2 separate regions of the Mus musculus genome follow, and region 2 is linked to region 1. The links are chromatin contacts, found by Hi-C or POLR2A ChIA-PET in ENCODE. All regions are on one chromosome and are shown on one strand. Each heading gives the region's core, a stretch centred on a gene start or an enhancer-like site at or near the end of the contact. The rest is flanking DNA. Distances are from core to core; before and after follow the strand shown.

Region 1 (3,670 bases), core at 765-3,264:
GGTGACTCACAGGAAGGAAGCCAAGACAGAATTATGAGTTTGAACCCAACCCCTGTTCCACAACAAATGCAAGGCCAATCCAGGTTACAAGGGAAGACTCTGGAAAAAGGTCACTTCCAGCAGCATCTGCCTTACAGCTGAGCCAGAGTCTTTGGCAAGTCTTTGTAGACTATCAGTGAAATCCCTAAAATGGTACAGGTCACCCACTACAGCGACCCTACTGAAGGGCAGCCATTACCACACCTGCCACTAAGAGGTGACACTATACAAAGGAGTGTCTCCTTTCCCCACCCACATGTACAAAAGCATATGGCTGTCTGTTAAGACTGAGGATTAAAAAAACCTATCTCAGGAGGTGCTTAAACATAGCCAGTGCTCTGGTCTTGCTGTGAGAATGGTCATCAAACCGTTTCTCCATGCCTGCTCAAACCTCGAGGACTCTTAATTCCACTCCATACCCGTCTCATCCACTGACCTGGGTGGAAATGTGTGTATTTTAACACTTTTTACGTGTTCTGAGAGATATCCAGGTTTGGAAGCCAGTGATTCTGTGTTACAGAAGACAAGGCTCTGTGCTACTCCCAGGTAGCAGGCCCAAATCTTTACTTAACCCAATTTCTAGGCCAAAAAACAGCTTGGTGGCTAAAGGGGAAACCAAACTCACTCAAGTCAACCAGACACATAGATGCAGTGGCACACGCATATACAAAAGAAACAGAACCCACTCACTGAACGTCAGTTTACTTAGCAGTTGAGTGAGGAACAATTTTGTATTCACCAATGTTAAATGCAGCTTGTGAGAGTGCTGAGTAAGGAGGACCACGCCCTCCTCTGGACAATCAATCCCCAACAACCTCTAACCCCACCCCCACCCCAAACCTAACAACCAACCCTTCCCAGCTACCACAACCCCTGCGACTCTATGAAGCTCTTACCAGGCGCAGGCATCCTGAAGGCCCTTGTGCACCACCACGCCTTTCCATGATGCTTCCTGGAGACAACACCTCCGTCTGAAGGAGTAATAAAGAGATCCCACTTCATTCTAACAGAAGCAACCTTACTGTGGTCATTCTCAAAACAGACCTCAAAACGTCGAGCCTCAGTAAACCATGACTCTTCACAAAAGTGTCATTTCAGACAGGGATAACTTAAATCATCCTCAGCTCAACCAGCAAGAGGCCCCCCAAACCCCCCAGTGCCAACCCAACTCATTTTTGGAAATCCGGTTCTGGCAACCACGTTGAGTTGCAGAACGACACTCTATAGCCCCAAATTACACCGGCACAGACCCTCTTCTGGACTTGTTTGGAACCCTTACCGACACGGGCTGCAGAGGGCTCAACGCGCATTCTTCTGGCTGAACTTGAGAACTATGTCTGAGGCAGATGCCCACCATCTACCTATGCCTTCTGACGGGTGGACCACACCGAGCCCGTTGGCTTTCAGGGATCCAGCCATTACTTCTGAGACGGAACCTGCATCTTGTCTCCCGAGTGCCAAAAGGCAATGCCTTCGGGGAAGGAGAAGTTATGCCGCGTTAGAGCTAACGGCTTTCAGTTTTCAATCCCGTTCATGACAATCTGTAGTTAGCAGGAGTCACTCGTGTTCACTTAAGGCCACCACCCTCAATGGAGACCCCAGGGAAGACAGAGCTGAGCACATGGCTGGCTTTGGGTCACAGAGAGAAGACCGCTCCCCGCCCCAAGAGAAGGGAGATCGAAGACCAAAAAGGGCTTCATCCCGTCCGCATCAAACGTCTCGCAGTCTGGGGAGCATTTCCTTAGACAGCATCTCAGACCTCCTAAGGCCCACAATAGCAAAGGAAAGGGCTGATCGTCGACACGTCACCTCCGGAGAGAGCAAGCGTGTCGACGGTATGTGTAGGAAAAACCTCATCTTCCCTTTTCCACAACTTACCATCACCCAAAGCTTAGGCCTTTCAGGGAGAACACCACAGACCCGCGCGGCCATAACTTCCAAACACGCGGCAGAGGACCTCGGAAAGGACGAGATCGCGCTTGCGCGCAGTCTTCCCGTTTTCCCTCCCCTCCGCAAGTCTCGCCGGAACTCTCGCGATGTCGAGAATGGTTTGATGGGAAATGTAGTTCTAAATCTACCGTTGCCAAGAATGGGTCGTCTCACCTCACATTGAGTGAAGAGAAAGGGGTAAGATGGTGGCAGCCACCAGGGGCAGCAGAGGGTTCGGGGTAAGGAGCTTGGACTGTGAACTTCGGCGGTCCCCCGCTAAGTCTGGGGAGGTGGAGAATGTTCGAGGGTTCAGGGACCGTTGAGGAAACTGAGGCTCGTTAATTGTGCTGCAGATTTTTATCTGGGGTGGAGAAATGTCACTTGGCTTAGTTCCTTAGTGAAGTCCAGGGAGAGTCCCAGGGAATGGGCAGAAGCTTTTAAGATGGGGGCGAGAGCGGGTTCCGGCGGCAGGGGGCACTCGAGAGCTGCAGGGGCGACCGTCAGTAGCAGCAGCAGCAGCCCCAGGTATTCGCCTGCCTGTGGCACTGTTCTCACAGGGAAGATACAATGAAATCGGCGCTGAGGACTAGCCGGTATAAGTTGGAGATAAAAACCATTTTAATAGAGGGGTTTAGTGTGAGGATTAGGAGAAAGAGAAGCGCTCAAGAAGAATGCATACCCAGGGTGGGAACTGGCTCAAGGAGAGTTGCAATTGATTGTGTTAGCCATGTATAATTCTAGTAGCTCGTGAGTTACATCTTAAAAGGTTGCTAGGAGACACCCCCTCCCCACTTTCTTGCTATCTTGGTAAGTGAAATAAGTGTGCTGGCCCCAGAGAAGCGTTGGATGGAACTGTAGGCACAAGTCGCTAGGGGTTGCATGGGGGTGGGGGTGGTGTAATTGGTGAGGGTCGCTGAAAAATTGTAGTTTAATATCTGGGAAGGGCAAAAGGGCCTTCAGCAGTTGGTAATTATGCCAGAATTCTTGTTTCTCTGTTGGCAAGAGACTTGACAGGATTCCTGAATGAGGGACCCTCTTCCTCTATCGTGGGCGTGTTTTCCATGTCTTTCGATCCTGCCTCGTTCGTTTAGAGTATCATTTTGCATGGGGCATCTTGACTTCATTTTTAAATAGGACAAAATGGCAAGGCAGGGCCAGAACTTATACCTATTTACAAGCTAGTTTAAATTTACAAGATCTAGAGCCTTTTATTCACAACCCTCGCCCGGTCCTCCAGTCCTCCTCAAATGGAACTCTGTAGCATTTAGCCTGTATCATCTTTTTAATGTGGAAATCTGTTACTCACTCTTAATGACCATATCCGTGTATATTTCTCTCCTTTAATTTAATTGTGAGTCCTTTTGGGGGGAGGGAACTCTCTTAATATTTTTTTTATTCCCTCATAGTGCTGGGCTTAGTGTTGGGCTGTGTCTTTCTCACAGAATGTCCCAAGGAGATAATCAATAATGTATTCAGCAAGAACACAGGCCCTTGAATTTTCTATCTTACCCTTGAAGACAGACTATTTTGTTGAGTTCTGACAGGAAGGATGCATTTTCTCTCGGCACATTAAGTTCTTTCATGTGAGACTTGCAGGGGGAATTCTCAAGAATTTGCCCAAAGCCGCTTGTGAAACTCGTGGGCACGTGACCTTCGGCAGACAAGATAATAATGGTAGTTAGCACATGACGAATTGGATTCG
Region 2 (3,670 bases), core at 639-3,138, 170 kb before region 1:
TGTGTTTTCCCCTGTAACACTGACCTGCTGAGAAAGGACAAACTAAAAACAAGGAGGACATGGGAAAGTCAAGATCTCATCCCTAAGACTAGTCTCTCACCAAGTGAGGATCAAATTTTAGTACAACTAACAAAATTCACCGTGACATTTGTCTACAGAGGAGCAGAGTTCTTTATATTGACATATTTCAAACCAGAATGTTCTATGGTTTTATTTACTAAAACAAGTTTCTTAGAAATTCCTGAAACAGCCGGGCGTGGTGGCGCACGCCTTTAATCCCAGCACTCGGGAGGCAGAGGCAGAGGCAGGTGGATTTCTGAGTTCGAGGCCAGCCTGGTCTACAAAGTGAGTTCCAGGACAGCCAGGACTATACAGAGAAACCCTGTCTCGAAAAACAAAACAAGACAAACAAACAAAAAAATTCCTTAAACAATTTAACTCCAGATGTTACCAAATCATTCATATGGCTATTAAGACACTCAAGTGCAGTATTCTGACTTATGAAGTCTGTACCCCATGCCTTCTTGTCCTTTTCCTAGTTGTCTATTAATGCCCAAACTTAAAAAGATCCAGGTTATTAGTATCTTCCAACTCTGCTTCACGCTTATTTGTCCTGAAATATTTCTCTGTAGTACACAGCCAAGAATCTCTTCTCTAATGTTAGAGGCTGCTGGGAGGGCGGAGGAATACACCTTTAATCCCAACACTCCAAAGGCAGAGGCACGGTGAACCCTGAGTCCAGACTGGTTCACAGAATGTGTTCCACAATAACCAGGGATACATAGAGAGACCCTGTCTCAAAACAAAATCTCTGCTTCACTTGTGTAGAAGTCTGGGAAAAAAAACAAACAAACGAGGACTGCTACAGGTGGCAGCATTGTATAGCAGAAGGCTATACCTTCTGCTCCCCTTACTATTGCCAGGGACACCTACCTACCTATGGTCCAGCTGCCTACATTACAACACGAAAATCCTTTGTAAAACCCGACTACCTGGGAAGAGTTAGTCAGTTTTAGAGTAGCTATGAGCTCGGAGGGAACAAGCCAGTGCCGATGTATAAAATTTTATTGGGGTGTTGGAGACAGGAATCCCTGGTCCCAAAATTTAAACAGCAAAGATTACGGGGTTTGGGATAAACTCAAAAGCACAACTATCATCTATCGTGTATGGATCTTGGATTCGAGCCCCGGCACTGTTTAAGCCAGCATGGTGGCGCACACTCCTAACCCTAAGAAGCGGGAAACGGGGGTTCAAATTCAAAGCCTGCCTGAGCTCAGAAATAAAACAGAGAGTTAGGGCTACCACTCAGTGGCGGAGCACTTGCCTAACAGGCAGAGGTTCAATCAAGAGTACCCGGAGGTTTGGTGGGGAGGGGGGCAGGCCGTGTTAGATATACTGACAGATGCTTTCAAAAGAGTACAAAGTTAGCATCACAGGACAAGACAGCCACTTTCCTGGTGGAATTCAGTGAACTTCCTGGCACTGTCCCTAAATGTGTCACTGGAGCGCACTTAACCCCTCACCGGGCTTCACACCAGACCTGGTGCTAATGAACGAAGCCGAGAACTGAAGGACAACCCACTCCCGCTCCAAACAGGGGGCTCCCACGTGGGTGCCGCCGCACGCACCTGCGGGACGCGGACCTCCAGCACCGCCCGATTGCCTCCGGGAACTGGCTCCTCCCGGAACCGAAAGAGCTGGGTCCCGGCCATGAGGCCGGGCTCGCACGTAGGGGAGTCCAGGGACGCCGGGTCAGGAGGCGGTGCCCAAGGAGCGCGGGGCCGGACACTGTCCATGGCAAACACAGGAAGCCGGAGGCCGCAGCGGGCCCGGCCGGAAGGAGACCGCAGGGAAGCGACGCGCAGACGGAAGTGTTGCGTAGGCCAAAGCAGGGAGGGGCAGGGCGTCGGCGACGCGACCTTCCCAACATGGCGCCCAATTGGCGTGCATGAAGGCGGGTCTGGCAGGTCGCTGAGGCCAATGGCGGACCGCATGAGGCGGTGGGGCGGGGAGGAAGGCCGCTGTTCGCCCAACCCAAAGCTCCGGTGGCGGCTGAGGAGTGAATCTTCTGGAAGGCGACTTTAAAGGCGCCGGGCCGGAGCGAAGGGCGTCTCGGGGCCGCGCCAGCCAGGGAGGGAGGGCGCGTTTGGTGGCAGGAAACGCGAGCCGCGTCGGGGTCGGGGCGGAACCGGACGGCGAGCGGCTCACGATGAACCACAAGAGCAAGAAGCGCATCCGCGAGGCCAAGCGAAGTGCGCGGCCGGAGCTCAAGGACTCGCTCGACTGGACCCGGCACAACTACTACGAGAGCTACCCGCTGAACCCCGCGGCCGTGCCGGTGAGCGGGGCGCGGGACCCCACACGACGGCTGCCCGCCTTCCGAGGGCCGCTGGTCCCCCGATGGGGCCCCGCAGCCCGGCTGTCAAAACTCGCTCGGTCGTGGGAGCTTCGGGCCCCTCCCTCCCGTGAAGGGGTGGCTCCGGGTGCGACGTGCTCGCCCGCACGCACGTGGGCCTCCTTCCGTCCCTCCGGCCCCCTGGAGGAGCAGAGGCTCGCTCGTTCCTTGCTCGTGTGTGCCATTGCTCACGGGTGTCTTTGCTAATTGGCCCTGTGGGACACCTTTATCCGCCACTGGACTTGTTCCAGTGTCCTAACGGGACAGGTCTTTTGTTGTTCCCGCAGGATAACGTGGAGAGAGCTGATGCCTTACAGCTGTCGGTGAAAGAGTTCGTGGAGCGCTACGAGAGGCCTTACAAGCCCGTGGTTCTGCTCAATGCACAAGAGGGCTGGTCCGCACAGGAGAAATGGACTCTGGAGCGCCTCAAAAGGAAATACCGGAACCAGAAGTTCAAGTGCGGCGAGGATAATGACGGCTACTCGGTTAAGATGAAGATGAAGTACTACATCGAGTACATGGAGAGCACCCGCGATGACAGTCCCCTTTACATCTTCGATAGCAGCTATGGCGAACACCCCAAAAGAAGGAAACTTTTGGAAGACTACAAGGTGCCCAAGTTTTTCACAGATGATCTTTTCCAATACGCGGGGGAGAAACGCAGACCCCCTTACAGGTAAATTATTTCACGTTAAGTTTTCAAAAACCATGGACAGTGACAGGCAGTGGTATTTTTGTAAGGCCAGCCTGGGCTACAGAATGAGTTCCAGGACAGCAAGGGCTACACAAAGAAACCCTGTCTCTGGATAAACACACACAAATCCGCAAGCCTGTTAGCAGAACTCTGTCTAACCTTGTAAAAGCAATGAAAGTCTTCCCTACACATTGACCTGTTTATAGTCCTACTTCGGAAGAAGGATTCCATGGGGGTGGGGGGGTGGGGAGGCATCTGGATTCCTCCAGGGCATTTTTTTTTTTTTAAATAAAACTTCATGCATGTATATGTTTTACCAGTCTCTGCCTGTTGGTTGAGGTCAGAACCTCAGGAGCTGCAATTATGGATAGTTGTGAGCCATTGGGATCATGTGAGGTGCTAAGAATTGAACCTTGGTGCTTTGAGGAATTGAGTGCTTCTAACCTGAGCCGTCTCTGCCCAGCCCCAGGTCATTTTAGTGCAACCATTGCTTTATCAAGGAAGTTTTATTTCTATTTTTACAAGTGTGGTTTCTTATACTGACTCTTTGTAACTCACTGTGTTACCAGGTTGACCTTAAA

What was found. Hi-C counts contacts between places; a loop is a spot of excess contacts on that map. ChIA-PET counts read pairs that join two places held with the same protein, here RNA polymerase II (POLR2A).
Region 2: POLR2A ChIA-PET joins it to region 1 with 19 read pairs in Patski. The contact joins the promoter of Mettl23 here to the promoter of Snhg16 in region 1. A Hi-C loop is called at or near these places in 1 of 37 maps with a recorded cell type or tissue (T-helper 2 cell). POLR2A ChIA-PET finds 5 or more read pairs at or near these places in 3 of 5 experiments (Patski and embryonic stem cell).

The regions. Positions count from the first base shown.
Region 1 is chr11:116,670,004-116,673,673 of GRCm38, reverse strand. It overlaps Snhg16 (small nucleolar RNA host gene 16), which reads right to left and starts at 2,014. Exons shown (of 5, transcript NR_027821.1): 1 at 1,918-2,014; 2 at 1,319-1,510; 3 at 936-1,010. It overlaps Snord1c (small nucleolar RNA, C/D box 1C), which reads right to left and starts at 1,169; the gene lies at 1,092-1,169.
Region 2 is chr11:116,841,733-116,845,402 of GRCm38, reverse strand. It overlaps Mettl23 (methyltransferase like 23), which reads right to left and starts at 1,888. Exons shown (of 5, transcript NM_028865.3): 1 at 1,629-1,888. The coding sequence starts at 1,796. Jmjd6 (jumonji domain containing 6) reads left to right here and starts at 1,954. Exons shown (of 6, transcript NM_033398.3): 1 at 1,954-2,338; 2 at 2,683-3,071. The coding sequence starts at 2,210.